Linked DNA regions of Homo sapiens: region 1 is linked to region 2. The links are chromatin loops, found by intact Hi-C in ENCODE. Cell type or tissue: GM12878. All regions are shown on one strand. Links, peaks and the distances in the headings refer to the core of each region. The heading gives the core; the rest is flanking DNA.

Region 1 (15,555 bases), core at 3,025-11,024, 190 kb before region 2:
AGGAAGGAAACTAACAATGCGGGGAGGCTGTAGCTAGGCCTGGGTCAGGATGAGGTTTGACATCATATCTATATTATCTCATGTATTCTGCACAGAGACTTATTCCCAATATACAAATAAGGGAACTGAGGCTCAGGAAGGTAAACAAATCCCCCAAGACCTCAAAGCCTAGTGGTAGCATCTGGATTTCACTTCAGGTTTCCCTGGTTTCAAAGCCCATGCTCTTTTCATTCCTCAGAGCTACCTCTCAGCCCACTGCAGAGAGGGTGACCATCAACTCCTCCTGGAGACTAGCATTTGAGGTTCTAAGAGGCAGCCATTGCCACTGATGAGAAAAGCTTTTTAGTTGTATTTATAGAAATTATTTACATCTGAACCCATAATGTATATGTATATAAAATATATACGTATTTGAGGCAACACAAAGAGACCATATACACGGGTAAGAAAATAATTATTGCAGATGGGAGAATAAAATGTTGCTAAGTAGTGTGGATAAAATCTTTTGGGTCTGGCACAGAAGTTGTTAAGGGTCTGAGTTGGCAAGCAGGCTCACAAGATGCAAATAAGCTTTCATCTTCTCCCATGTTGACTTAGCCTTATGGAAGGCCACAGAACTGGAGATACAGCAGATGTAGCATTCCCAGCTCATGAGAAGCCCAGCAGCTACCCAAGGATGCAGCTTCTTTTACCTCCTCACCCACATGGGACATGAACAGCTGGTGTGGATGAGAGCCAAAGGGTGGGGGTCATCCGACACAGAGCAGCACAGCCACCCCAATTTCCCACCAATCTTTCATACCATGCTGATCAGCAGGCCCCAGGCCCACATGCCAACTCAGAGCTCATCCAGCCCGGATGAAGTCTCCCAGGTCAGAGACTTCACAGACACAACATCCCTCATTTGTTTTAACTGCCATTTCCACAGAACAGCACTGGGGAAAAAAGTCTGCCTCTCAAGTCACCCAGGCCTGATGTTAACACTTTAGTCTCAGGTATCAAGCTAAGAGGCAAGAGCATTCAAGAAGCAACATTGGGTCAGATTCAGTGGCTCACGTCTGTAATCCCAGCACTTTGGGAGGCAAGTTGGGAGAATCACTTGAGCCCAGGAATTTGAGACCAGCCTGGGCAACATACAAAGATGCTGTCTCTACAAGTGCAACAACAAAAAATAGCTGGATGTGGTGGCACTTGTCTCTAGTCCCAGCTACATAGGAGGCTGAGTGGGGAGGATCAGCCTTGGAGTTTGAGGCTGCAGTGATCTATGATTGCACCACTGCACTCCAGCCTGGGCAACAAAGTAAGACCCTATCTCAGAAAGAAAAAAAAAACAGAAGCCATGTTGCATAGTGTGTGCTCTACATTAGTGTTATGGGTTGAATATTTGACCCCTCCAAAACTCATGCTGAAATTTAATTGCAATGTAAGAGTAAGGGGAGGTGGGCTCTTTAAGAAGTGATTAGGGCCGGGTGCGGTGGCTCACGCCTGTAATCCTAGCACTTTGGGAGGCCAAGGTGGGCAGATTGTCTGAGCTCAGGAGTTCACGACTAGCCTGGACAACACGGTGAAACCCCATCTCTACTAAAACACAACAAATTAGCCAGGCGTGGCAGTGTGCACCTGTAGTCCCAGCTACTTGGGAGGCTGAGGCAGGAGAACTGCTTGAACCTGGGAGGCGGAGGTTGCAGTGAGCAGAGATCACAGAGCAAGATTCCATCTCAAAAAAAAAAAAAAAAAAGAAGTGATTAGGCCATGAGGGTTCCACCCTCAGTGTGCGTTTAATGATTTAACGCCTTAATTAAAAGGCATTTTAGAGCAGCTCTCTCTCTTTGCTCTCCCGCCTTCTGCCATGAGACAAGAAGGCCCTTGCCAGATACCAGCACCTTGATATCAAATTTCTCAGCCTCCAGAATAGTTAGCAAATAAATTCCTACTTATTAAAAATTATCCAGTCTCAGATAGTCTGTTATAGCAGCACAAAACAGACCACAACAATCAGTAAGAACTATGCTGGGCCAAAAGTAACAGAAAAACTCAACCCATGTTTCTTAAACACTGGGGGTTTATTTTTCACACAGCAGAAGCCCAGGAATGCAGTCCCGAGCTGGTGCAGCTTCCCAGGGGGTAAATCCCAAGGGTATGGACTTCCATCCATGCTTGTTGCTTTGCAGTTGCCATAGAGACGGAGACGCTGCATCCCCTGGCCTCACATTCACATGACAGGCAGAAAGAAGTAAGAGGAAAGGAAAAGGGGGCAGAACCTGTAAGAAGAAAGCTTTTGCTTTCATTTTGCAGATGTCCTCTCACATTTCATCAGCCTGAGCTGTATTACATGGCCACCATCAGCTGTGAGGGAGTCTGAGACAGCGATCATGCTTAGCTAGGCCCAGAGCTTCCCCCAACAAAATGGGGTTCTGTTCTTAAAGAAGAAGGGGAGATTGGACATTGGCAGGTTGGATTGGTAATATGCAATTTGTTACATATAACAACCCTGAAAAAAATTTTTCACACCCACCAGGCCCCACACAATTTTGGATAGCCCGCTCCATGTGCACAGGCCTCTCAATGAACAAAGCTTTCTCCTTCCCCCAGCCCCAGCTTCTCCCTCCTGCCCCCTACAACAGAATACAGGAGGCTAAACAAACCCAGGTGTCTGTCCTCTGCATACCCACTTCCTTCCACTAGCCACCAGCCCTTTAAGAAAACCACCAAGGAATTTATATTCCAGGCCTTGTTCTTAGAGCTTTGAAAAGGGCTTGATTTTTACAACTGGAATTTGGAAAGAAGGCCCAAGGGCAGAGCATTTTTCCAACAGAGTGAGAGCCAGCCACCAATCCCTCAGCAGGCCCTCAATTTGCTTGGTTTTCTTATTTTGACAACTAGATGCTGGCCCCTAAGTCATGCTGTAAAAATCTGTGGCTACCATGGCATGGATATTTCTTAGGGTATCTTGGAGCTATACGCAGAGTCTACATTGGTCAAAACTGTCTTCTTTCATATGTAGTGAGCTCTTTGACATCGGAGACAGCCAGGAAGAAGTTGGCCGGTCACTTCTTAAAGACAATAGAGTGCAACGTATCAGAGAAACGCTGGACATTCCTTCAGTCTCCAAGAGTCAATGATTTGGATCTTTGTGGTTTGTCTTCATTTCCCTCTCTTAAAACAGCATCAAGCAAAAGTCATGGGGCTCCCAACAAAGGGAAAGATGAATCACAGGGTTTGGAGACTGGGTGAAGGGAAGTTTGGTGGCAAACTCATCTTGAAGTTGGCTGGGATAAAATTTGAGATGGTTCTCCTGGGCACCAATGTGGAAGTTAAAAAAACAAATTTCCTGAGAAGAGATGCTAACAGCAACTTCATGGGGGAGGTGGTAGGTGGGTATTGGGGGTCACCTCTCAAGGACTCCCTAAACCACCTCAGATTTCAGAAGTTATGAACTGAAGGGACAGGAAAATACAGTAGCTATTGTTAATTTAAAAACTGACAAAATAAAACTAACATGTCTTCAGGTGGGGAAATCTGGAAATGGGAAGAGAAAATGTTACAGAAAGAAAAAGAAAACAGCCCTAGTGTAAAATTTTTAAAATCTTAACCCTAGGGTTTTAGAACCTAAGAGTTCTATTAATAAGGCACAAAAGTTCCTAATGTGCTCTAAATCACATCAAAATTGCTTCTACACATGTGGATTTTAAGATCATAAGGAATATTTGGAGGAAATATTAATAAATAAAATTCTCTTTTTTGCTACTGGGGTAATGTTTAGAAAATTACCCATATGAGGCAGACTGATACTAAAAATGACCTCAATTCTTCACCACTCCCCACACCCACATTCTTTATCATGTGACTTTGCTGCTCCTCCTATCAAGAGATGGAGTCTATTTCCCCACCCTGAGATCTGGGCTGGGATCTCTGGCCAATACAATGTGGCAGAATGAAGGTGTGTCAAATCCAAGTCTGACCTCAGAGATCTTGCTCATTTCTGCTCTTTTTTGGAATGCTACCTCCACTGTGTTAACAAGGCTGGGCTAGCCTGGGGAAAGAGGAGAGAGCTCAGAGACAAGAGCTCATTTGCCTCAGCCAAGGCCATCCTAGATCAACCTACAGCCAACAACCTCTAAACATGTGAGAAAAGTCAGCCAAGATCAGCCAAGCTGCCTGCCTGACCCACAGCTAGCCTCAGATGCATGAAGGAGACCATCCAGGAGCTGAAGAACCCAGAGACTTGGGCGCAATAAGAAACGCTTTTTGTTTTAAGCCAGGGTAATCAAACTTTTTCTATCAAGGGCCAAATAGTAAATATTTTAGACTTACTAAATATTTGGTATGGTCTCTGTTGCATATCTTATTTTGTTTTCCAAACGCTTTAAACATGTAAAACCATTCTCAGCTTGTGGGTCCTACAGAAACATACTGCAGGCCACAGTTTGCCACTCTCTGCTTAAGCCATTGAGCTCTGAGATACTTTGTTACACAGCAGAAGCTAACTCATAGACCACATGGTTTTTATTTGCCCTTGTATCTTGTTTTCATGCAAAGAGAAAACTATACAATGAGGGTCATTTCCTCCAGGAGGGAAGGTTGACTGCTACCAGAAACAAAGAGGTCATTGACCAATGTTGCACCTCAAAGCCGTTTTCCTGGTTCCTTTAATAAAATAATCACCTGAACGCCAGTCTTTGGGATGAAAAAATGATTTCTAAATTTCAGGGACTGATGGCCAAGATCCCGGGGGACTCCAGAGGAAGACACTAGCATATAATCCCAAAATGTTAAATGGGACCAGTCTTTCTTCAGTGGAAATGATTTCCAGAACAAACTGGGGCTGTCATCCTGCAGCAGAGACCAGCCAGGATCCAAGGACAGAGTGAGTCAGCCCCTTCCTCTACAATCATGAAGTCATAGAAACCCAGCCCTCTAAACCTCTAGCTCTCATTTTGTGGAGATATAAAGAAAAGGGGGAGGAAATAAGAAAGACTGAGCATGTATCTTAGTCATGCCTGTAGAGAATGAATAGACTATTTAAATTATTGGATTGGGCTGAGTTTATTGGACTGGACTAAATTTATTTTTTCCTTGCTACTCAGTGGGTTTGGAGACTTAAAAGGATGATAGATCACTTGTAGGAAATGATAGGACTGTTATGGCTTCAATGTTGTCCCCCAAGAATATATGCCACCCACCTTATTTGGAAATAAGGTCTTTGCAGATGTAATGGCGCTAAGATGAGTCATTAGGGTGAGCCATTAGGGTCATTATGGCTGTGTTACAAAAAGAGAAGAAGAAAATGACACCCAGGAGAAGAACGCCATGTGTCAACGGAGGCAGAGATTAGAGAAATGCGGCCATGAACCAAGGAAGGCCAAGATTGCGGGCAACCCCAGAAGCTAAGAGAAAAGCATGAGGCAGACTCTTTCCCAGTGCCTTCAAGAGAGCATGGTCCCACCGACACCTTGATTTCCAACTTTCGGCCTCCACAACTGCAACAGAACGAATATCTGTTGTTCTAGGCCACCCAGTTTGCCGGCATTTATTACAGCAGTGCTAGGAAACCAGCACAAAGTTTTTTGTTTGTTTGTTTGCTTGCTTTTTTGACACAGTGTCTCGCTCTGTCACCCAGGCTGGAGTGCAGTGGCGCGATCTCGGCTCACTGCAAGCTCCGCCTTCTGGGTTCACGCCATTCTCCTGCCTCAGCCTCCCGAGTAGCTGGGACTACAGGCACTTACCACCACGCCCAGCTAATTTTTTTGTATTTTTAGTAGAGACGGGGTTTCACCGTGTTAGCCAGGATGGTCTCCATCTCCTGACCTCGTGATCCACCCGCCTCGGCCTCCCAAAGTGTTGGGATTACAGGCGTGAGCCACCGCGCCCAGCCAAGTCTATTTCTTTAAAAGAGATTATTTACATCTTTTAATTAACACCAATGATTCTTTCAACACTGCTTTTCTGAAGTTCCACTTCTGAAATTCAAAGTAGTCCTTGAGGGTCCCGGAACGCTGGCTGGCAGAGATGGAGGCATTACTCTCCCCACAGATTGGTTCACGGTGAACTTAGAGACCTCCGGGGAGGGTATATTCCAGTGGCTCCGAAGACCTCTGGTTGGTTTTGGATTTGGTTTAGAAGAGTTTAGAAGGGTTTAGAAGGGAGCAGCTGATAAAAGGAGCATTTTTAGAAACGGCCTGCCTTTTCGGGGTCCTAACTTTGGTGTGCACTGAGGTCATCTGGAACAAGTGTTGGGAATGGAGATTTCTGAACCTCATCATCAGAGATTCTGGTTCACTTTGTCTAGAGAATGAAATTCAAGAATCTATATCTTTAGCAAGCACCGTTTAGTGACTCTGGCACAGCCGATTAAAACGCCTTTCCCCAGAAAAAGCCATGGAGGGATCCCACAATTCAAAGTGGCAGAGAGCTCCCATTCATTCCCTGGCCGCTTGGAAGCTGCCCTAGCGTGGGGATTGGCTAAGGTGGAAGAGCTTGGGCCTATGGTGCTCCTCACCTGCGGGGTCCCTCGGGAGGAAGATGGAGGGCGCTGGAGCAGCCCTTCCCGGTGCTCTCTCTCCCTTCCCAAATGGGGACCCGGGTCAGGACTCTGGGAGAGCGGCACCCCCTAGTGGCCACGTTTAGTTTTCCAGGTACTTAGCAACAGGCACCCGGCCAGCAGCTGAACTCCCCCACGTAAACGGGTGGCACTACATCAATAACACAGGGCAATGGAGCAACTTATTGTGATCTTGACTCATGTGGCAATAAATATCAAATCGGAACACAGAAGCGGAACATCCACAGGAAATGGCAACTGCATTTTATGGGTCTTAAATTTCATACCAGAAGAGAAAATCACTACCGGGCTCTGAAAAGCTGCAGTCAGGGTCTTGTTTTTTCAAATCTATTTCAGAAGAAAGCAAGAAAAAAACTGTAGAAGACAGGGTTGAGGTTGGGGGAGGTCAGGGGAGTCAAGCCATTTGGAAAAGCTCTTTGGAAAGAAAATCTCTGTGTAGTTTTAAGAGGGGAAAATTGAGCAGTGTAAATCAAAAGGAATTGTTTTTTAAATGCATTTGATTTTTTAAAGCAGCCAATATCTATTACAAATAAATTGTATTTTCTCCTTCTTCCTACCCCATTCCACTGATTAAATTACAAAATAGTAAAATAATAGACCTCAAAATTCAGTCTCTGCATCCAATCAATTCCTATTGTTTACAAGCATCTGTGTATTTGTAATGAAATAATTTCATAATTTCACTGAACTATGTGGCAGGCTCTTCACATACCTTATCTCTAATCATCTGAACAACCCTGCAGGGTAGATATTATTGATTACATTTTTCAAGTGAACAACTGAAGTCCAGAGTGATTGAATAAACTCACTAATACTAAGCAGAGCTGGGATTAGGACTCATAGCCTCCCAGTGCCAGAACTCAAGGACAATCTTCTCCAATACTCACCTCTCTGAAGAAACTGGAACATGTCTTGTAATCCCACTTTCCACAACAGAGGTACTGCCAGGAATGACGATGAACATTAAAAGGGTATGAGGGGCTGGACGCGGTGGCTCACACCTGTAATCCCAGCACTTTGGGAGGCCAAGGCGGGCAGATCACGAGGGCAGGAGTTTGAGCCCAGCCTGGCCAATATGGTGAAACCCTGTGTCTACTAAAAATATAAAAATTAGCTGGGCGTGGTCGCGCGTGCTTGTAGTCCCAGCTACTAGGGAGTTTGAGGCAGATGAATCGCTTGAACCCGGGAGGCAGAGGTTGCAGTGAGCTGAGATTGCACCACTGCACTCCAGCATGGGTGACAGAGCAAGGCTTTGTCTTAAACAAAAAAAAAGTTTGTGGCGGGGTGGTATGAGGGATCTTACTGAGGTAATAAAAATGTTCTAAAACTGGTAATGCCTGTACAATTCAATAAAGTTACCAAAAATCATTGAGTTGTACACTTAAAATGGGTAAGGTTTATGATAAGTAAAGCATACCTCAATAAAAAAAATAAAAATACAATGTAAGAAATCACATATTTAAACAAAAGGAATAATAAGAACTCTAGTGATATATAAGAGTTTAAGGGAGATAGATGTGGGTAGATTTGTTTCCTCATCAGCTTGGGAATGAAATTAGGGATAGATCTGATGGAGAGAAGACACCACAGGGCAGGCCCAGGCTGTATCATGCGGCCGACTGTGGACCCCTCAGGCTCTTGCTGTGGCTGAGTTTCTTCCCCTGCGATAATCACTTTCCCATCAGCATTGACAATGGCTCCTTATTTTTCCCTTTCTATCAAAACTTACTTGCAGACTTTTTATTTATACTAATGTGTAAAGGGCTGATTAGTGTTTAAACAGCTCCCCTTTCAAAGGAATTATGTCATTTTTAAACTCCAAATATTCAACCATCCCCTTCCTGATGAAGAACACGAAGAACATGTCACTTAGATGTTCAAGTGACTTCAAAATCAACAAGCAAAATGAAACTCAGTATTACCACATCCCGTGCTGCCCCACTAGCCAAGTTGTCTCCCCATTCTAAGATCCCTAACTCTGCCACCCATATTTCTCTGGCTCCTGCCCCATCTGCTAACATGGGCCTCAGCCAACTCATAACGTACCCCAACTCCAAGTCCTTCCAGCGAACCCCAGAGACGATGTCCTATCAGCTCTCTGATTGTCTGAGGCTGACCCACACCATTCGCCATTTTTACCTCTTCCTCTGCTCCAACCCTCTCCAGTGGAAACACTAGAGTTTTGAGATATAAGCACCATTTTGGCTAAGAACACCAGCCCACTGTGCACCATCCTTTGCTGGCCCATGTTCTGCTCCTGATGGCTCCTTCCATGGCTGCTGGATATGGCTGCCCGCCCAAGGACCTCTGTTGGCACAGGGGAGACTCTGGAGGCCAGAACCGAGTGCTGGTCTGCTCTGAAGTGGGAGAGTTGCTGCACCCTATCAGGAAGGTCCCAAATCAGTTCTGCCTTCCTCTCCGCTACCACATGGAAGTAAATCCAGAAAAATCATCGGAACAACATCTTCTCCTCTGAAAGCCCACCTAACAAATTGCCTTCCTGTAATAAATGAAAATATCAGCAAGAGATCATTTTTAATCTCGATAAAAAAAAATCCAAGCACTTTGCAGTGTGTTACCCCGAGCAAAGTTACACTGGAGGCAGCTTTTATAGCTCAACCTGCGGTGACCTGTCCCACTCCAGTGAAGCCTTAAATTACCCCAGCTGCCAGAGGCCAGAATTAATCCCACTTCGCTTTCGATATCCTAAGCACAGAACAGGTATCAGAAGAGGATCAAGTGTTGCAAAGCTGCTTAGTAGTGGGATGTTGTTTAAGAAATACCGTAATCAACTGGCAAAGGTACAATTAACAGACAATTGTGACGATTAATTTTTAAAAATCGGTCTGGATTTGCATGTTGGGAAGCTATGCTCCTTGTTGATCTGGTTGAATTTTGGGGTTTTTGCCTTTTGTTTTTCCTCCCCTGATTTTAATCTCCTGGGCAACACTACGATTCTTGCTTTTTCAATACATTATTCTCTAGCAGCACTTTAAAAAAATCAACCATGTTTTTTTCTCAGTTGAAAGAAGCAACAAATCTGCTTATTTGATTTATGTCTCCTGGGATTCTAAAGAGTTTAAAAATCTAGGATGTCGGCCCTTCCTGTGATCCCACTGCTGGTTGCTAGGATCTCTTGGGGAAGCATTTATTCGCTTTCACGCCCCTGTTGCACTTAGTATCTAGTTCCTAAACAAACTTTCATTATGGGGATTTCCAGGTCGCCCATTCTCCTCTTTATTAATTGCTCCTTTCTGTGTGGACAGGATCTGCCGTGTATTTTCCTAAACAGCTTTTATGCTTTTGTTACCATTACTATTCTGAGGAAAGTGAACAAGGTCTTTGGAATTACCTACCATGACTTAGAAAATAGGAAAAAATATATGATCCCCGTGTAGTGCTATTTTGCCAAGATCCCACCCATCAGAACACCTAGATGAAACAGCTAAATGTGTTCCCCTGTCCTGATATTCACAGCCTGGCAACCCATGCAGTTTGAGACTGGGCCCAGACAGCAGTAGACACACGGCCAACAAGGGAGACGTTCTCCAGCAGGTAAGGTGCCCCCAGTGCTTCTTGAGTCACAGACAGAAGAGCACCTTGTTGTGGTCCCCGTCCTTGCAGAAGGTTAAAGTCTAGCTGGGGAAATTAAATCAACAGACAGGAACCTATAGGATAACAGGGAAGTGACTGCTAAGCTATAGGGGGCTGATTCTTAGGAAAGCAGGAGTGTGGAGACAGGAAGTGGGTGAGAGGACATGAGACTGAAGCTGGACATTGAATGAGTAGGATTAAATGAGGCAGAGGGAAGAAAGGAAAGCAAAGAGGGTGCACAGTGAGAGAAAAGACACAGAGAAAGCTGGTGTCGGTGGGGGAGGGAAACGGACTCAGTCAGGGCCTGGGAAGGAAGAGGAGAGCACACTCGACCTGGGATGAGCGCAGGGTTTAATAAAGGCACTGTCTGCAAGAGTGATAGCAGGTGGAACGAAACCACACCCACATGGGATGGCAAAGGCATCCTTGGGCTAGCAACAGTCAGAAGCTGTTGTCCCCCCTAAGCCTAAAGGGACAAGGGGAGAGAGCGAGTACCAGGACTCAGAGAGGGTAGGTCTCTAGAGAGGGCCACCTGGTAGCCCCCATGGCCTTTGTAGAGGGCAGCAGCCACTCCACAGAGAGCCCGCAGGAAGTAAGCCAAGTCAAGGCATAAGCTGACTGCTTGCCACTCTCCACCATTCTCCAGTCTCCTGCTAGTGCCTTGCACCAGCTAAGACCAAGCAGTTAGCAGAGACCCGCTGGTGCTTCTAAAGATCTGAGGTAGAGACCCAGAAGAAGAATGGCCCAGAGTGGACCTGGAGGAGCCAAAGGAAGGGAGCCAGCACAGATGAAATTAACCAGAGCCAGGGCACCATTAAAATCCCACTGCAAACCTGGTTGTGCATGAGGGGCATTTCAGTGAAATGAAGCAAATGGGACCCCTGAACAGGTAAGCTATAATCAGCCTTTTTGTCTTCCAGGTCTCTGCTCAGATATTAGAGGAAGCAAGCCCCTCACACGCCAAACACATTCTAAGCATCACCCCTATTTGGGTTTCCCTCCAGCGCTTATCTGAAATTATCCTGTTCCCTTTTTCACAGATCGTCTGTTTCCAGGAGGATGGATTTCCTAAGGACCCCTGCACTGAATGCAAGCCTGCTGGGGACTCCACCTGCTGAAAACAGGACAATGATCCCTGGCGGATGAAAACTACACAAGCCAGACAAAACATGTGCTAAAACGCACCTCCAGTCTACAGAGGAGGAGCAGGAGGCAGAGCAAGAAATGGGAGGAAGAGGACTGGTGCGGTGGCTCACGCCTGTAATCCCAGCGCTTTGGGAGGCCGAGGTGGGCGAATCACGAGGTCAGGAGTTCAAGACCAGCCTGGCCAACATGGTGAAACCCCGTTTCTACTAAAAATGCAAAAAATTAGCCAGGCGTGGTAGTGGGTGCCTGTAATCCCAGCTACTCGGGAGGCTGAGGCAGGAGAATCGCTTGGGCCCTAGAAGGGGAAATTGCAGTGAGCCGAGATTGTGCCACTGCACTCCAGCCTGGGCAACAGAGTGAGACTCTGTCTCAAAAAAATAAATAAATAAGTAAAAAAGAAATGAGAAGAAGGGAGGTGACAAATGCCTTTCCTCCCAGTGTCACATCTGCTGCCCTGATGCTGCTCCCAGCAGGTAACCATAAAGCGTGAGAGGGAGAGCTCTATGCGACTCCAGGGAGATTTCTCTGCCCATCCTTAATGGAGAGCTGGAGAGAGCCACAGATCTCGTGGTCAGTCGCTACCTAAGCAGCCCCTCTCGTTTGCTGAAGCACCCTGGGCAGGTCCCGTAAGTCAGGCCTTTTCCGGTGAAAGGGTCCTGAGCCATACATGGATAGATGCTGCACCCAGTTCCTGGAGGAGGAAGGTCTATTCTGACATCAAACAGTCCGTCAGCATCGCTGTTCTAGAAACTGCTAGCATGATGAGTGGGCCGCACAAAGGTAGCGGGGTAACGATTAGCTCATCTCTAATTATATGGGATTTACGATTAGGCAGCAAGTTTATTTTGGAACACTGCAATAACAAGACGCACAGCAGTGGCGAGGACGAGGGGGTGGAGTTCTAGCTTGGCCTTTAGAATATAATAGCTTGTCATTGCCATGGAAACCAGCTCCCTGGGAGTTCGCAGGCACCTTATTCTATAATTATAAGAGATCTGATAAGGGGTGGGGGGATGGTGGTGTGTATTTTTTTTCTTTATAAATTGTATTCGGTAGCTGAAAATAGAAGAACCTAGAGAACAAAGCCTATTATTAACCACCATCCGCTAAGAGGCGGCTGCACTTCAGCTGCTTGAAGGGGCTGTTCCTGCAAGTTCTACAGATGTGCCAGGATGTCAGAGGTGGGTCAGGACTGCGACCCTGACAGGGGAGGGTGTGTCCAGGCAAGCAAGGCACAAGCACAGCTTCAGACTGAAATGGGCTCCTTCTCGTTCCCCAGCACCCGATGGACTGAATCCATCGTCCAAGGTGGGTTGCACAAGTGCCCAACCCCAGGGAAATTCGCAAGGTCTCCTCCATCCCTCTCCTTCCTTCCCTGACATTCCCAGATTCAAAGTCTGGATGGAATCCTGGCCATCTCAGCCACAGGACTTGGAACAGGTTTCTTAAGCTTTCTGAACCTCTGTTCTTTTGTGATTAAAGATTGCTGTGAGGATTAAACAAAAGTAACAAAGACGAAGGGAATGTGTCTTTGGCAAACTGTAAAGTTTGTTGCACACAGCTGGACTATCTGAGGAACTCAGCCAAACCAGCTTTGGAAGAAAATCACCCTTTATTTAAAAATCAAACCACCCATTTTCAGGTTGAGTGATTTTATCAGTAACCCCATAGTAGACATTAAAAAGAACAGGAATGTCCTGTCATTATTATAATAATAACTACAATAATATCTTTCATTTGTGGAATTTTACAGTGTTTGTTTTCACTGCATTTTATTGAGGTTGTACATTATTTTGATGGACTGAGCACTTCTGTGTTGATTCACTTATAAGGAAGCCTGGGCAGTTTGGGAAGCCTCTTTTCTGAAGAGCTTTCCCTTTTTAAAATGAGTCATGGTCATTAAAACTGAAGCCAAGCAGCATAGAGTATGGCCGTGTATGTTAAGGGCACTGAGTCAACAAAATCACCAAAGCTATTCAAATATCTGAAAAGTTCATCCAGTTGCCCTCTAAAAAGCAGGAAGTGAGTGAGAAGAATAGAGAATGTTTTGTTTAATCCATGACCATAATCAACCTACTGTCCAGAGTTAATAATCTTTAAAAGCCAAAGACACATCCGCAGAAGAATATTACCTTTACACTCTTCCCCTACTACAGCTCCCATGGAATGCCCATAGCCTCTGGAAGCAGGAGAGTGTTCTCTGCCCAGTGTCTGCTATCAGTTAAAATTAGGTATGGCTGCAATAGAAACCTGAAAAACCAATGGCTAAAGTGAAATTAAAAAGTGTTTCTCTATCAAGTAACATTCCAGAGGTAGACAGCACCACTCTGACACATTCATGGCCTGGGCTCAACCTCATGGTCCACCAACAGCAGCTAGAGTACTGGCTCTTCCAACTGCATTCCAGCAAGTACAATGGAGAAGGGACAAAGGCAAGGAGGTGGGGACGGTGGAGAGTGCAAGCTTCCTGCCTTTCAAAGAATGCTTTTAGGAGCTTCCATACAACAATTCTGTTCATATCCCATGGACCTGAACATAGGAACATGACCAACTTAGCAATAAGGGAGACTGGAAAACGAAGTCTTCATAATGGGCAACCATGTTCCCAGCTTAAAGTCAGGGGTTCTAGAAGAAGGTGAAGTGCAAACTAGGGAGCGACCAGCAGTCTCCACCCATATCTTTCATACTTTGACTCTGCTTTCACAATCCTTTTTGCCAGGTGACACAAATGAGGTCATCTCCAAGTCTTGGTTCAACTACATGAAACCAGGAAGTTTCTCTGTGGCCTGAGCTATTCTGAGGACCTTGGACTGTGCCACCCAAAAAAACACCACCTCACTTTCGTGGAACACACAGCTGTGTTATGGGAATGACAGAGTAGTTAGAACCCTACCCTTACCTTCAAAGAGCTGACCTCCTACTGTAGTCCTTCTCAATTTCTCATGAGAAGACATCACCAGCTCAAAGCTCAGGGCTGACAACAGCCAGAAACCCAATCCAAACAAAATAAGGAACTAGGCCAAAAAGAGACTTACTAGAGTGTTAAAGGAAATGTAAGACAAGAGGAGTGGCTGGCAAGATGGCCGAATAGGAAAAGCTCCGGTCTGCAGCTCCCAGTGAGATCAATGCAGAAGGTGGGTGATTTCTGCATCTCCAACTGAGGTACCGGCTCATCTCATTGGAACTGGTTAGACAGTGGGTGCAGCTCGCAGAGGGCAAGCCAAAGCAGGGTGGGGCATCGTCTCACCTGGGAAGCACAAAGAGACGGGGAACTCCCTCCTCTAGCCAAGGGAAGCCATGAGGAACTGTGCCATGCGGAATGGTGCATTCTGGCCCAGATACTATGCTTTTCCCACAGTCTTCATAGCCCGCAGACCAGGAGATTCCCTCTGGTGCCTACACCACCAAGGCCCTGGGTTTCAAGCACAAGACTGGGCGGCCATTTGGGCAGACACCAAGCTACCTACAGGAGTTTTTTTCATATCCCAGTGGCGCCTGGAACGCCAGCAAGACAGAACCATTCACTCCCCTGGAAAGGTGGCTGAAGCCAGGGAGCCAAAGGGGGCTGAAGCCAGGGAGCCAAGTATTCTAGCTCAGTGGATCCCACCCCCATGGAGCCCAGCAAGCAAAGATCCACTGGTTTGAAATTCTCAATGCAGGCGCAGCAGTCTGAAGTCAACCTGGGACACTTGAGCTTGATGGGGGCAGGGGCGTCTGCCATTACTAAGGCTTGAGTAGGCAGTTTTCCCCTTACAGTGTAAACAAAGCCACCAGGAAGTCCAAACTGGGCAGAGCCAACCGGAACACCACAAAACCACTGTAACCAGACTGCCTCTCTAAATTCCTCCTCTCTGGGCAGGACATCTCTGAAAGAAAGGCAGCAGCCCCAGTCAGGGGCTTATAGATAAAACTCCTGTCTCCCTGGGACAGAGCACCTGGAGGAAGGGTGGCTATGGGCACAGCTTCAGCAAACTTAAACATTCCTGTCTGTCAGCTCTGAAAAGAGCAGTGGATCTCCCAGCACAGTGCTTGAGCTCTGCTAAGAGACAGACTGCCTCCTCAAATGGGTCCCTGATCCCTGTGCCTCCTGACAGGGAGACACCTCCCAGCAGGGATTGACAGACACCTCATACAGGAGAGCTCCAGCTGGCATCTGGCGGGTGCCCCTCTGGGATGACGCTTCCAGAGGAATGAACAGGCAGCAATCTTTGCTGTTCTGCAGCCTCTGCTGGTGACACCCAGACAAACAGGGA
Region 2 (15,555 bases), core at 3,394-11,393:
GACTGAAGAGACCTTGTGCTTTGAGGGAACATCGGCAGGAGCCAGGCAGTACTAAACGCAGGCCTGGGATGGTGATGGATATGGGAAAAGACTCTTCTGCATGAAAAAAAGAGATGGAAGAGTGGGAAGAACTTTGTCTTGCAGTTTGGGTGCCAGCTTAGCTGCAGCAGAATAGAACACCAAGTAGATTCCTAACATTCCCGACTCTAGGCCCTGAATGCTGTACAGCATTCTGGAACCTGCCCTGGGCTGAGGGAAGTTCATTGCCCTAAAGGGCAGGACACAAGCCCGGCTGGAAAGCCCTTGGGCCTTGAGTGAACACATCAGCAGTAGCTAGGCAGTGGTTGCCATGGGCCTTGGGCAGGACCCAGTGCTATGCTGGCTTTGTGTCTGACCCAGTATAGTACCAGCGGTGGTGGCCACAGGGTTGCTTGAATCATCTCTCCCCTAGCTCCAGGCAACTCAGCACAGAGAGACAGACTCTGTTTGGGAGAAAGTAAATGAAGAGAACAAGAGCCTCTGCCTGATAATCCAAGAAATTATCTTGTATCTCACCGAAGGCCACAAAGGTGGTATCTCTACAAGTCTGCAAGAGTCACAGTGTTACCAGGCTTGGGTCCCCCCTAATGCAGATATGGCTGCAGTGACCAAAGATTTAGATCACAACACTCAATTCCCTTTGAATATTTGGAAACCCTTCCCAAGAAAGATGGGTACAAATAAGCCCAGACTCTGAAGACTACAATAAATACCTAGCTCTTCAATGCCCAAACACCAATGAACATCCACAAGCATCAAGACCATCCAGGAAAACATGACCTCACCAAATGAACAAAGGCACCAGGGACCAATCCTGGAGAAACAGAAATATGTGATCTTTCAGACAGAGAATTCAAACTAGATGTTTTGAGGAAGCTCAGTGAAATTGAAGAGAACAGAGAGAAGGATTTCAGAATCCTATGAGATGCATTTAACCAAGAGACTGAAATAATTTTTAAAAACCAAGCAGAAATTATGGCACTGAAAAGTTCAACTGACATACTGAAGAATGCATTATAGTGTCTCAGCGGCAGAATTGATCAAGTAGAAGAAAGAATTAGTGAGCCTGAAGACAGGCTATTTGAAAACACACAGAGAAGACAAAAGAAAAAAAAGAATAAAATGAAGTATGCCTACAATATCGAGGCATACTTCAATATCCTCAAAAGTACAAATTTAAGAGTTATTGGCCTTAAAGAGGAGATAGAGGAAGAGATAAGGTAAAAAGTTTATTCAAAGGGATAATACCAGAGAACTTTCCAAACCTAGAGAAAGATATCAACATTCAAGTACAAGAAGGCTATAGAACACCACGCAGATTTAACCCCAAGACTACTTCCAGCCATTTAATAATCAAACTCCTAAAGGTCAAGGATAAAGAAAGGATCCTAAAAGCAGCAAGAGAAAAGAAACAAATAACATGCAAAGGAACTCCAATATATCTGGTAGCAGACTTCTCAGTAGAAACCTTACAGGTCAGGAGAAAGTGGCATGCCATATTTAAAGCACTGAAGGAAAAAAGCCTTTGATCCTAGAATAGTAAGTACATCCATTGAAAATATCCTTCAAACATGAAGGAGAAATAAAGACTTCCCCAGACAAAAAAAAGCTGAGGGAATTCATCAACATCAAATACTTGTCCTACAAGAGATGCTAAAGGGAGTTCATTCTGAAAGAAAAGGACATTAATGAACAATAAGAAATCATCAGAAAGTACAAAATTCAATCGTAATAATAACTACACAGAAATACACAGAATATTATAATACTGTAATCGTGGTGAGTAAACTACTCATATGTTGAGTAGAAAGACAAAAAGATGAACCTATCAAAAATAATGATAAAACTTTTCAAGGCATAGAATAATAAGATATAAATAGAAACAACAAAAAGTCAAAAAGTGAGGAGGGATCAAATTAAAGTATAGAGTTTTTATTAGTTTCCTTTTTACTTGTTTGTTAATGTTTGTTTTTACAATCCATGTTGTCATCAGTTTAAAATAATGGGTTACAAGATGTTATCTGCAAGCCTCACAGTAATCTCAAAAAACCTACAACAGATACACAGAAAATAAAAAAAGAAATTAAAAAATATCACCTGAGAAAATCACCTTCACAAAAGGGAAGATAGGAAAGAAAGAGGGAAAGAAGAGAGGACCACAAAACAATTGGAAAACAACAAAATGGCAGGAGTAAGTCCTTACCTATCAATAACAATGAATGTAACTTGACCAAACTCTCCAATAAAAGGAAACAATCAACAGGGTGAAGAAACAACCTGTCGAATGGGAGAAAATATTTACAATCTATTTATCTGACAAGGGATTAGTATCCAAAATATACAAGGAACTCAAACAACTCAATAGTAAAAAATAATCATAATAATCTCATTAAAAAGTAGGCAAAGGACATAGATATTTCTCAAAAAGAAGATATACAAATGGCCAACAGGCATATGAAAAAATGTTCAACATCACTAATCATCAGGGAAATGCAAATCAAACTACAATGAGATACCATCTTACCCCAGTTAAAATGGCAATTATTAAAAAGAGAAAAAAAAAAAAAGATGTTAGTGAGGATGTGGAGAAAAGAGAACTCTTACATACTGTTGGTGGGAACGTAAATTAGTGTAGTCACTATGGAAAACAGTACAGAAATTTCTCAAAAAACTAAAAATAAAACAACATAAGATCCAGCAATCCCACTACTGGGTATTTATCCGAAGTAAAGGAAATCAGTATACTGAAAGGATACCTACACCCACCCCATGTTTATTGTAGCACTATTCACAATAGCAAAGATATGAATCAACCTCAGCATCCATCAATGGATGAATGAATATAGAAAATGATATATATACACAATGAAATACAATGTGGCCATAAAAAATGAAATCATGTCCTTTGCAGCAACATGGATGGAATTGGAAGTCTTTATGTCAAGTGAAATAAACCAGGCATAGAAAGACAAATATTGCATGTTCTCACTCATATGTGGTAGGTAAAAAAGTTGATCTCATGGAAGTAGAAATTAAAATAATAGATACAAAAGCTGAGAAGGGTGTGTGGGAGGGATAAGGGGGGTGAAGAGAGGTTGGTTAATGAGTGTAAATATATAGTTCAAGAAAAGAAATGTTTTAATGTTCTATAGCAGAGTTGGGTGACTATCAGTAACAATATATTGTATATTTCAAAATGGCTAGATGAGAGGACTTAAAATATTCCTAACATACAGAAATGATAAATCATCAAGGTGATGGATATCCTAAATACCCTGACTTGATTGTGACACATTCTATACATGTAACAAAATATCACATATACCCCATAAATATGTGCAAATATTATGTATCAATTTTTAAAAGTTAACTATATAAAGTAGTGAAAGGTTCAAGTTAAGGTCAAATAGCACTTTAGATTTGTCTCATGTGTTCTAATGTTATAAAAAACAATTATTATTACATTACATTTAAAACAATGTATTCTCATATCACATTTAAAACAATCATATTAAATGCTGGTCACAGTGAAGTTAGCTATATTTGGATATTCTGACTGTAACAAAAACCATTTGGACAAAGTAAGTTGCCCCAGCAAGAATCAATCAAATGAGGTAAACTCAGACTCAATAAACCAGTCTATTCAACCTGATATAGTATGGAAAGCCTATATCTGAGCAAGATTTATTCATTAGTGAAAGGATAAACCTTCATGTATGTAAAACAAGTGTGCTTAAAACTGTAAATTTTTTGCCTCAAATATAGATAATCAAAATATTAAATTGCCAGAGTGCCAATGGCACTAGCCCCTAATAATATCCAAGTAAAGGCCAAAGTTTTATTGAGAACATGGTTAATATTATGTGCAAATACAAAGAAAGATGAGGTGTTTTAGGTCATAATCATTAATGTACTATAAATCACAGATTTGTAAAATGTTGGAGTTGATGTTAACACCCTCATTTAACAGATGAGGAGAACAAGAAAAGTTTAAAGTGGAGCTCTAATAAACCTGAAGGCATCTATCGTAAGCTGCATGTTATTTACACCCAATGACTCTACGTAGAAAAAAATACATGCTTCTAACACGTCTAGTATTACAGCTGCGATTTCAGATTCAGATTCAGGTGGCTGCCATTATCCTCCAGTCTCAGAATTTGATTTTTCATCCCAACCAAAGAAGAAATAAATAAATTCAATAAGTAGCACATATAAAACCACACATGACCCAGGCCTTCAGCATTACTAGAAGACAGAATATAACAAACTTTAAATTGTTTATAAATAGTAAAATGAGCAAAGATATAGAGGATGGAACAACAGAATTGGGGTTGAAATCTTTAAAGTAGATTTTAGAATAAAAAATATTTAATGAGAAAAAGGAGGAATTTTATAATGACAAAGTCACAATTCATAATGAAAATATAATAATACTTAATATCAATGCATCTGATAAGATCAACCTCCTACATAAGGCAGAAACTACAGAAGATATAAGCAGAAATCGACAGGGACATACTATTGATATAGTCTTCAAAACACCACTCTCAGAATAAGATAGAACAATTGAACAAGAAAACAAAATATAGAGAACCAAATGACATAATCAATGTGGCAATTTTTACATCTAAATGTCAAATGTCTCATCCTGATACAGATGAAAAATATATCTTCTTATGTGAAGAAGATATATTCTTTATTATCTTCTTCTCAACAGCACATGATACATTCATAAAAATTGATAATATATATGACAATATATTATCAGCAAATTTTAAGCAAAGATATCTTCTTTGCTTGGAATTTGATGATAATATATTAAGATATAATATAAGATGATATAAGTAATATATCTTCTCAATAGCACAATACATTCACAAAAACTGATAATATATTACATCACAGGGAAAACAACACCAAATTTCACAAAACAGAAATATTACAAACTCTGGTCACAGTGTACTAAAACTAGAAATTACAAACAAAATGAAAAAAACAAACAGGGAGGGAACCCACGCAGGAGGATGGAAGGAAGAATAATTTGGGATATCAGACCCTCAATAGGGTGGAGGAAGGCATCTGTCCAAATAGACAACAGGGAGATTATTACATAAACTGGAATTGATCAAACAAGTTAATATATTACGGACAGTGGGGCCCAAAATTATCTCTGTTGGAGAAGAAAGTTGTAAATATGGAAAGAAAACAAGAATAAAGCCTGTGTTATTTGCTCGAAAGTTAAGGTATAAGTATAATCTCATGGAGTGTATGTGTGTTTGTGTGATTATATACACACATACATAAATATGTACCTACAAATATGGAAACCACTACAAATGTGAATTACTGTGTAAATATTATGTATGTATTAAATATACTCCCTAATTGTTCATTGAGATAGTTTGTAAACAGTAATAACCCAATAGCAATGTGTATACCAAGTGTACAGATCTTTTTTTTTTTTTTTTTGAGATGGAGTTTCGCTCTTGTTGCCCAGGCTGGAGTGCAATGGCATGATCTTGGCTCACTGCAACCTCCACCTCCCAGGTTCAAGCGATTCTCCTGCCTCAGCCTCCCAGGTAGCTGGGATTACATGCAGGTGCCAGGCTCATTTTTGTATTTTTAGTAGAGACGGGGTTTCACCATGTTGACCAGGCTAGTCTCAAACTCCTGACCTGGTGATCCGCCTGCCTTGGCCTCCCAAAGTGCTGGGATTACAGACGTGAGCCACCGCGCCCGGCCAGATCTTGGTTTTTAAACATCATTCACTACTAAAGTAAAATGGCACTCTTTGAAGAAATGGCAGATTTCATTCAGGGGTAGAGAAAAGCAAGATGGGCCTTGTGCCAAAAAGCAAGGGCACCCATAAGGAATGACAGGGATATCTCAAAAGGGCACACACACCAGCATTAATGGTATCCCACTGGCCAAATCCTGGACAATTTGAATATCAAAATAAATAATGATAGCAACAAATTATAACTCATTGAGTCAAATAGGAAACCCAGTCTATACTGATAATACATTAAAAGCTTGAGAAGGAACAAGATATTTAGATAGTCTCAAAGTACCTCAATGTATAACACTAATTACAAAGAGAAGAAGGAAATGTAGGAAAGCCACACACCTAAATAATATTAAACTGTAAAGAGCACCCCAAAAGGCAAAAATGTATGAGGAACATTTGTCAGGGGGACTAATCCATTCTAGGGAGGCAGAGGAGACTTGAATTAACTAACGTGGGCAAAGCGGTGAGAATGCTACAGACTAGACTCCAAAATTGTACTTTATTGCCTGGTTCCAAACATGTTCAATTTATGTAAGAAGGCAGTTGAAAATCCTCAGAAATCTGAGAGAAACAAAGATGGAGAGAAAGTGAAAGAGAAGCTTGGTACTGAAGCTCCAAGTCACTAAAATGCAAGACTGCCATCTGGTGGTAATTTCAGCAAATCCCTTCCAAGTAATGGGGGGGTAAGAGGGGGTGATGGATTGAAACAGACACAGCACTATTTAGTGACACACATTCTCAAATTCAGTATTTCAAAGGCAGTATTCTCTTTACAATTGAAAATACAGTGTGAAACATAAATATTTTTAAACTGCTTAATTTTAAGATCATTCACTTGTGAAAACCACTAAGTATTCAATAGAATCACTTTTAAAAAGCTCAAAGAAAAGGACAACTTGAAAGAGAAGCAACTGCCAGCCTGTTCCTTTTTGGGGACACTGCCAAAGAACAAGACCTCTATTGGGCACATTTTCTAGAATCCAACACTTAAATAGTACCCCAACCGGCACGCCCCAATCAAAAAAAAAATTACAGACAATAAGCTACTCTCCTAACTGATACTACTTCCTCATTTCAATCATGTCTGACAATTAAATAAATACCTCCAGATGAAGAAGTTTCCACTGCACATACTTTCTTTGGTCATCAGCCCCCACCCTTAAAATGAATTATTGCTAGTTATAATTGCTTACAATGTTAAATTCTAGTTTACCAAAATATTGGTCCCTTTCTTTTAATTCTGTTAATGTTAAGACAAACCAAGATTTGCTTTATGTTGTACTGACCTAACAAATCTAAAGATAAGTTTAATAAAATATTACATCTACCTAAACAGCTCCCATAGCTTCTACTAACTTCCTAGTTAAATACTTACAAATACATGGAAATAAGAAGAAAACTCACAATAGACAACTTATCATCAGAATCTGGAAGGAATCTCTATTAAACTTAAGGCAGATGGAGCAAGACTGAAAAATCCAATGCAGAATATGCCTCGTGATCTGTATCTTGTGGTTTAGGGGCTTTTCTTTTTTTTTTTTTTTTTTTGCATTTTACATTTTGGATTCCACAGCTAAAATAAGTGTCACACTAAATAAAAAATAAAGAAAACAATAAAGAAGTACAAAAATAGAAAGCATAAAAACCCAAACACATCAATTGTAAGAATTTTAAACAGGTTAAACTCCTCTATTAAAAGACAAATGATCAAACAACAAAATCCAACCTCTTATTTATGAAAAAAAAAGCAAACATACATCAAGCAAATTCAAACCAATATAAAAACAGAATTCAAGGCAAAAGATGCTGAATGAGATAAATGTGATAATTTTATACTATTAAAGAGATATGCAAAAGGAAAATGGAAAACTTACAAAATTCTGTGTGCCAAGTAACATTGTATTAAAATAGAAAAAAAAAGTTTTTAAATGAAGGCTTGACAGAAACACAACATAATTGAAAGACTATTAAGTATTTTTAAGTCTTAGGTAGATAGAGAAGACAAAAAATAAACAAGGATATAGAAAGTTGAATAGATGTATAATATTAAATATGAAACAATATATTTTTGGGGGACAGAGTCTCACTATGTCACCCAGGCTGGAGTGCAATAGCACAGTCTCAGCTCACTGCAACCTCCACCTCCCGAGTTCAAGCTATTCCCCTGCCTCAGCCTCCTGAGCAGCTGGGATTACAGGTGTGTGCCACCAAGCCTGGTTAATTTTTTGTATTTTTAGTAGAGATGGGGTTTCACCATGTTGGTCAGGCTGGTCTCGAACTCCTGACCTTGTGATCTACCCACCTCAGCCTCCCAAAGTGCTGGGATTACAGGCATAAGCCACCATGCCCAGCCAAATATGAAATAATAAGAAATCTCTCTCTATATATATTGGTCTCTACCCCCCAGTTCCTGGCTCAGAGCTCCTAAAACCCTTGTCATTTCCCAAGCAATGGAGGTGCCAGAAACATCTTTTGTTCTAATATTTGGTCTTTGACCCCACTCCCTGACAAAGAGCTTCTAAATCTCTTAGAACTTCCTGGTGATAGAAACAACTTCTATTCTAATGAGGCAGCTCTTGGTGTACTCTTTGATGGGGATTGGTCACCAAAAAGACCAAGTCATGATAAGAAGCTTGGAACTTTCAGCCCCAAACTCCATCCTCAAGGGAAAGGAAAGGAGATGTAAACTGAGTTAATAATCATATCGATGTGATGAAGCCTCCATAAAAATCTCCAAAACACGGGATTCAGAGAGCTTCCAAGTGATGAATGCATCCACATGCCAGAAGGGTGGGGCACTCCAACTCCATGGGGAAAAAAGCTCCTGTACCCAGGACCCTTCTGGACCTACCTGTTCATCGGGCTGTTCATCTGAATCCTTAAATCTATCCTTTATAATGAACTGTGAATCGTAATTCAGTGTTTCCCTGAGTCCTGTGAGCTGCCATAGCAAATTATCAAAGTGAGGAGGGTTATGGGACCCCCTGTTTGTAACCAAGTCAGAGAGAAGTATGGTAACCTGGGGACCCACTACTTTTGACTGGCATCTGTAGTGAGGGGCAGTCGTGGGAGACTGAGTCCTTAATCCTTGAGGTCTGCACTAACTCCAGGTAGTTTGTATCATAACTGAATTGTAGGAAGGACACCCAGTTGGTGTCTGGAGAGTAGAAGAACTGGAATGTGTGGAGAAAATAATCCCCACACATTTGGGCACAGAAGTGTGGGAAGTGGTGTGAGTAGTAGGAAGAAAAACAGGTTTTTTTTTTTTCTCCTCACTAAACAATGTATGTTACATTATGTTGCCTAAAAAGAATGAATATTATTTTCCAAGTGCCCATGAGCACAAAACTGACCAGATATTAAGCCACAAAAAATTACTGCAAATCATAAATTCCACATCAGTGAACAAAATGGATTAAAATTTGAAAGAATGAGAAAAGTCTTCACAAAAATAATACAACCAACTAAAATGTAAACTCTTGCCTAAATAATTCTAATCTAAAGGATACCACATTACATACAAGTAATATAAAAAATAACAAGGAGATCTTAATATTAAAATTTGAAAGGGAAATACAGAAGTTGTAATCAAGAGAAAATTTGAAACTTAAATACTTTGATCAACAGACAAAAATAAATTTAGGTAAACATACCAGAAGTTAGAAAAAGAAAAAAAAATCAGCCTGCAGAGAGGTAAAGAGAGAAATTAATAAGTATAAAAAATTCCAATAGAAATAATGAATAAACCAGCTTTTTAAAATTATAAAACAACAAAATAAGTTTTAAGTACCAAAAAATTGGAAAAAACTAATCCAGAGAATAAGCAAATATACATATTGCAGATAGCACACAAATTTCTGCTACTGAATTTTTAAAATCTAAATGTCACTGACATAAAAATATATAATACAAATTATCAAGACTCCCTCAACAAAAAATAAAAAACTAGTCTAGACTGAGTTATAGAAAACTCTGAAAAAGTCCAAAAGCACCCCCTCTCACCCAATTAAAGGGTACAGAATCAGACAGTTTTAGAGGCACATTTTTTGCAAATTTCATTAAAACATATGTTATTTAAACTGCTCCAGAACATAGGGTGCAAAAATAAAAGCCTTTACATTTAAGTGTTCAAAGTAAGATCAGCCTCCTTCCAAAACTAGACAAAGATAGTTCTCGAAAAAGAAACTGACTTGTCTAACTTATGATGTAAAACCTTTAAACAAAATTTTAACAAATCAAAAATAGCTGTATCATAAAAGATCAATTCACACAGCCAAGCTGACCTATTCCTAAAATCCAAGGGTGGCTTAATAACATGAATATTATTAACATAATATAACACATCCAAAGGTTATAGACTATATGGTCACATTACATTCATTGATAAATGCAAAAAAATTCTTAAATCTGATTTTTTAAAAAAAGAAATTCTTTATTTTTATTTTTAGAAATAGAAAAATATGTATCTCAAAACAAGGATATGCTTAATGTAAACACTAGCAACATTCCCATTGAAGTTAAAATAAAATACAAGGATGCCCAGTGTACCCCTTTAATTTAAACATTGTTAAAATTCTATTCAAAAACAATGAAAGACACACAATATAGCTATGAATCACAGAAATTCTAGGTATCAAGAAAATCCAAAGTACCAACTCAGAAACTGTAACAACTAATAAAAAGTTCAGCAAGAAGGTTGATTTTCAAGTAAATATATAAAAATCAGTAGCTTTCTTAATAGAAGTAATGTTTGAAAATAGGAGTACTCTTTCACAACAGAAACAAAGGTAAACAGAAATATAAAACAATAAGAAAACTAAAAAACATAGGTGAAGGCATAAAAAAACTTGAATCAACAAAACAAAACATCACGTGCCTTAGTAGTAAGACTGGATATAAAATATTATGCCTCTCCCAAACTATTCCACAAATTTAATCCAATGGAAATTTTTGGTATTTGATAAAATTATTGTGAATCATATTCAGAATAAACTATTCAGAAAAAATAGGTAGAAAAGTCTGTATATCGTATTTGAAAATAACTACAGGATGTTAGACTATATTTTAAAGTCAAAATAAATTAGAAACACAGTGGTACTAGATCAACAAGAAACCCCCAAACATAATTAGTGTGTATGTAGGACCATAGATTATGAGAACTGCAGTGTTTCAAACCAATGGGGACATGTGTCTAAGAGGTCAAAATAATTGAATTCAAATTCAAAAAGTGAGGAATTATAAGCAAGTTATGGTGGCATTTTATCAATCAGGTTCTAATCTGTTTTTACTAACCTGACCATTGTCTGTAACAGCCAAAACAGAGCAACAATGTTTAACGGCTTCTGAACGGTATTTCGTACCTTTCGTTCATTCGTGGCTCAGGTATGCAGTTGTAAATGTGAAATGTCTAACAATTCAATAAATTCATCAACGACACTTTAAAACTCTTTGGAGAACGAATGAATTTAGTTGTAGCTACTTAACCACTAAGAATAGGATTAAGTTAAATCCCAATTCACAGAAAATACCAAAATAAATCCGGATGGATGCTGTTAAATATAAACACCAAAAACATACTATCAAATGCACTTCAAAAAGGCTGAACTAATTTAATACTTCACCAGCACTGTAGTACCCATTTTCCCTAGTCTTCAGCAACATATGTTCATTCTCTTTGAGAAATCCAACTTCTAGGAATTCATGGCAATAATCAGAAACATATATGTAAACAAATAATTAAGGGTATCTACTGCAAGACAGCTTATAATTTTGAAATGTGGAGAAAGACTTAAATCTTCAATCTGTTATCATTCATTTATTGTACCTTACTCAATAGAATATTACACAGACATTACTAATGATGCTGCTGAATAATATTTAATGGGCATGGGGAAAGTTTTTTTACAAATTATTGTACAGTTTTAAAAAAATGTAGTGTTACACATGAGCTTTCATACTATAATCCCAAATCTGTAAAAGAGTAAAACTTAATTTTAAAATTATGTATGTGAATGTGAATAAGTTTAAGAACAGATAACAAAATGTTAAACAATGGTTTTTTTTGGATGCTCCCTTTCTAAAGTTTTTCCTTTAAACTGTTTTTAATTTACTTACTTTCTCACATTAAATATCTACTGTTTTATCATCAGAAAAACATGCACGTGTACCTGGCATACAGATACTTCTATGAATTATAAATACAAATATCTATGTATAATAATGTTTATCTCGGCAATATTTAAAATAGAAAGTAATCAGAAACAACTGTCTTACAAAGAAAGGTTTGGATAAATAAATTACAGTACTTCCACTGGATGTCTCTTAAAACTATGTTTCACAGGAATATTTAATAACCAGAAAAAAATGCTGATAACATAAATTTGATTAAAATACAGAACATGAAATTGCATTGGTTATGAGTCTTCTTTTTTAAAAAATAAATGCATAACTATATGTAAGTAGAAATCATACACTGCATTATAAAAAAGGCTGGTAAGAAGCAACAAATGTGAAAGTGATTATCTCTGGATGATGCATTGTCAATGGTTTTATTTTTTTCTTAACACCATTCTGTTTTCCAAATTCACTACATAGTGAGTTTGGAAAGTGTGATATACATACAAGAATATCCAAAGGAGAAGGGGGAAGAAGGAGAGGAAATTTAAAAATAAAGCAGCCATCTGTCCCACTGCTTTGAATTAGTTTTAATTACAGAATTTTATTCATTTTAAAATTTTAAATGACACTAGAGAAATTATTGTATCTATCACATAAAGGTATAGGTTTTTTTAAGAAACAGAGAAGCATTGCTCCAAAATGTATACTTTTAATTTAAAATGTTATAGTTTTTAATAAAGTTTAAAGTGTTAAGAGTTCTATTTTAAGTGAATATAGTTAGTAAAAATGCAATCTACTTGTAGCACTTCTGAAAATTATATTGACTATTATATCAGGAATAAATATGCCTTTATATTTTACTCGTAAGGTGCACCCACCATACCAATAAAATTAATTTAATTAATTGTTCTTTTCTCCTCTAAAAATATTATGTAGCATCATTACAAGTTAAATAGGGAAATCACTAGGTTTCTTTACTTATTTTAATATACTTTGAATGAGTTTCAATTAAGGTAATTTTTAAAGTTAATTGAAAGTTTAAGGTTAACATATTTCTGAGAAATATCACATTCCATAGTTAGTAGTTTAAAATCACAAAATGTGAAATTGACTGCATCAAGAATATTCCTATCACTATTCACATAAATCAATATACTTGCTGAACTTTTAGTCAAAATATGCATATTTAAAAGAATAAACACTTAAAAATTAGTTACTTAAGCCATTTAAAAATCTTAGAAAAGTGTTTATAACTAAACCAGGTATTATGCTACCTAGTCATCCCACAATTATTGCATTAAATAAATGAATCTGACTAAAGCTTTTTTTCATACATGTGAAGTAATTCTAGAGTATACAATATCTTATCTTCCACATAAATAATGACAATTGGGAACAACCTCTTCAACTGTTGAAAGCTTTAATTTTCAGAAATGTCCCCTTAAATAGCATTATCATATTCATGCTTTTAATAACTTAGAGGATTTAAATGAAATGGATGATACAGCATTTCATGTCTCAGTTGTTAAAAGTTTTTCAATCTTTCCAACAAATGATTGAGACCTTGGAGATTTTGTAACTTGTCACACATATGTTTCTTCTCAAGCCCCAGTGCAAGTTTTCTTGTATGCCAGAAAAAAATTCTTTTCTTTTACACAATAAGATTGCCATTATAACATTAATACTTGAAACTTGATGCTTCAATTTTAAAATGTTGATATTAAGTTCATACAAGTATGTCATTTTCCACAGGCATAATGTTTGACTACTGGGTGTCTTACAAATAATCCTTAGTTTTGTATATATTAAAGTACTAAACACAAAAACATTGAATGAGCCTATATTTTTAAGATTTTTGTGGGTACAACTCAAGAGTTTTTTTTAAAACGGTCTCATGAGACAAATAGTAGGGAAAACCAGTGAAACAAAACACTAGTTCTTCGAAACAGCCCAAAGCTAATAAACCTCTAGAGTTAGACTGACAAAGAAAAAAAGAGAAGAAATTATCATTAGCAGGAATTAATTAGGGACCATCAATACAGACCCTGCAGAAATCAAAAGGATAGTAAGAGAATACCACAAACAACCCTGCACATACATTTAACAACTTAGAAGAAATGGACCAATTCCTAAAAAGCACAAACTACCACAACTCACTCAAGATAAAAGAGGTAATTTGAATAGCCCTAAAACTATTCAAGAAATTAAATTTCTAGCTGGGCGCACTGGCTCACACCTGCAATCCCAGCACTTTGGGAAGCCAAGGTGGGCAGATCACTCGAGGTCAGGAGTGCGAGACCAGCCTGGCCAACATGGTGAAACCCCATCTCTACTAAAAGTACAAAAATTATCCAGGCGTGGTGGCACGCACCTGTAGTGCTTGGGGGTCTGATGCAGGGGAATCACGTGAACCTGAGAGGTGGAGGTTGCAGTGGGCCACAATCACACCACTGCATTCCAACTTGGGTAACAGAGCAAAACTCCATCTCAAAAAAAAAAAAAAAATTACATTTCTAGTTTAAAAGACTATCAAGAAAGGAAATCTCCAGATTCAGATGGTTTCATTACAGAATTCTACCAAAGTTTAAGAATTAACACCAATGCTACACAAGTGCTTCCAGCAAATTAAGAGGAGGGAACACTTCCCAACTCATTTCATGAAGTAATACCATGATACCAAAAGCAGATACAGTACCAAACAAACAAACAAAAAGACAACTATAGACCAATATCCCTCTTTAGTAGAAATGAAAAAATCATTAACAAAATATTAGCAATTTATACACAATGACCAAGTGGGGTTTATTCCACACTTTTTTTTTTTAATAAATAAATCCCACTTGGGATTTGTTTATCCCAAGTGGGGTTTATTCCAAATGAAAAAGGTTCATTCAACATTCAAAAATCAATCAACATAATATACCATATTAACAGGCTAAAGAAGAAAAATTACACAATCAGATGTCGCCATCGGAGTATACATAATAAACCTTTAGTTCCCTTCAATTTGGATGAAATCAACCATTACACTTTAAAGGACTTGCCTATATAAGAGTAACTCTTTTTCACCAACAAAAGCTTGACCTATTTCAAATGTTGCATAATATCTGAATTTTGAGAACTAGAGAAAACAAGACACTGAAACATTTTTTAAAAGTTGACAATTTTTTTAAAAAAACTTCTTTTCCACAGTTAAGATGCCTGCATGCCATTTCAATTGGGAAAGAAAACTGTCTTACCATAATTAAACTGACTGTTGGACTTTTCACAGTTAATGATGTTAAACCTGTAAGCAACACCTGGTCGCATTCCACTGACTTCAAAGTAAAACCACTGATGATAATGATTGCTGTTTATGTCTGAGTTCAGAATAAGATCATATTCATTTCTGAAAATAGAAGACAAAGAAATCTGATGAAAATTAGGAAATATCTGTGCACATACAAAATGAGAAAATCTTAAGTGACTTACTTTCTAATTTGAATTACTTTGCGCAGATTCCCAGACTCAAATTTGGAGTTAAATTTCAAAATATCTCCCTCTTCTGGAATGGTGTAACTAAATAAAAGTTTTAAAGTAAATGTATTAAAATACATTGCATTTAAACAGAT

The links. Peaks named below come from ENCODE experiments on the same cell type or tissue, not always from the same donor. Only the 100,000 strongest peaks of a DNase experiment are listed, where the experiment ranks them.
Region 1: it touches region 2 in a loop (6-fold over the local background); 13 of 110 quality-filtered maps call a loop at or near these places.

The regions. Positions count from the first base shown.
Region 1 is chr9:85,418,725-85,434,279 of GRCh38, forward strand. The region is part of intron 2 of LOC105376121 (a long non-coding RNA gene); the gene reads right to left. Among named protein-coding and RNA genes, the nearest start is that of AGTPBP1, 320 kb to the right of the region's middle. RefSeq lists an enhancer at 2,250-2,299 and a silencer at 6,536-6,635. In GM12878, for the core only: a CTCF peak has its summit at 6,606 (motif pointing left); no DNase peak of the experiment used is centred there.
Region 2 is chr9:85,603,800-85,619,354 of GRCh38, forward strand. AGTPBP1 (ATP/GTP binding carboxypeptidase 1) reads right to left here. Exons shown (of 26, transcript NM_001330701.2): 16 at 15,416-15,502; 17 at 15,184-15,332. Among named protein-coding and RNA genes, the nearest start is that of AGTPBP1, 130 kb to the right of the region's middle. In GM12878, for the core only: a CTCF peak has its summit at 6,472 (motif pointing left); a DNase peak (open chromatin) is centred at 6,462; H3K27ac peaks cover 311 bases.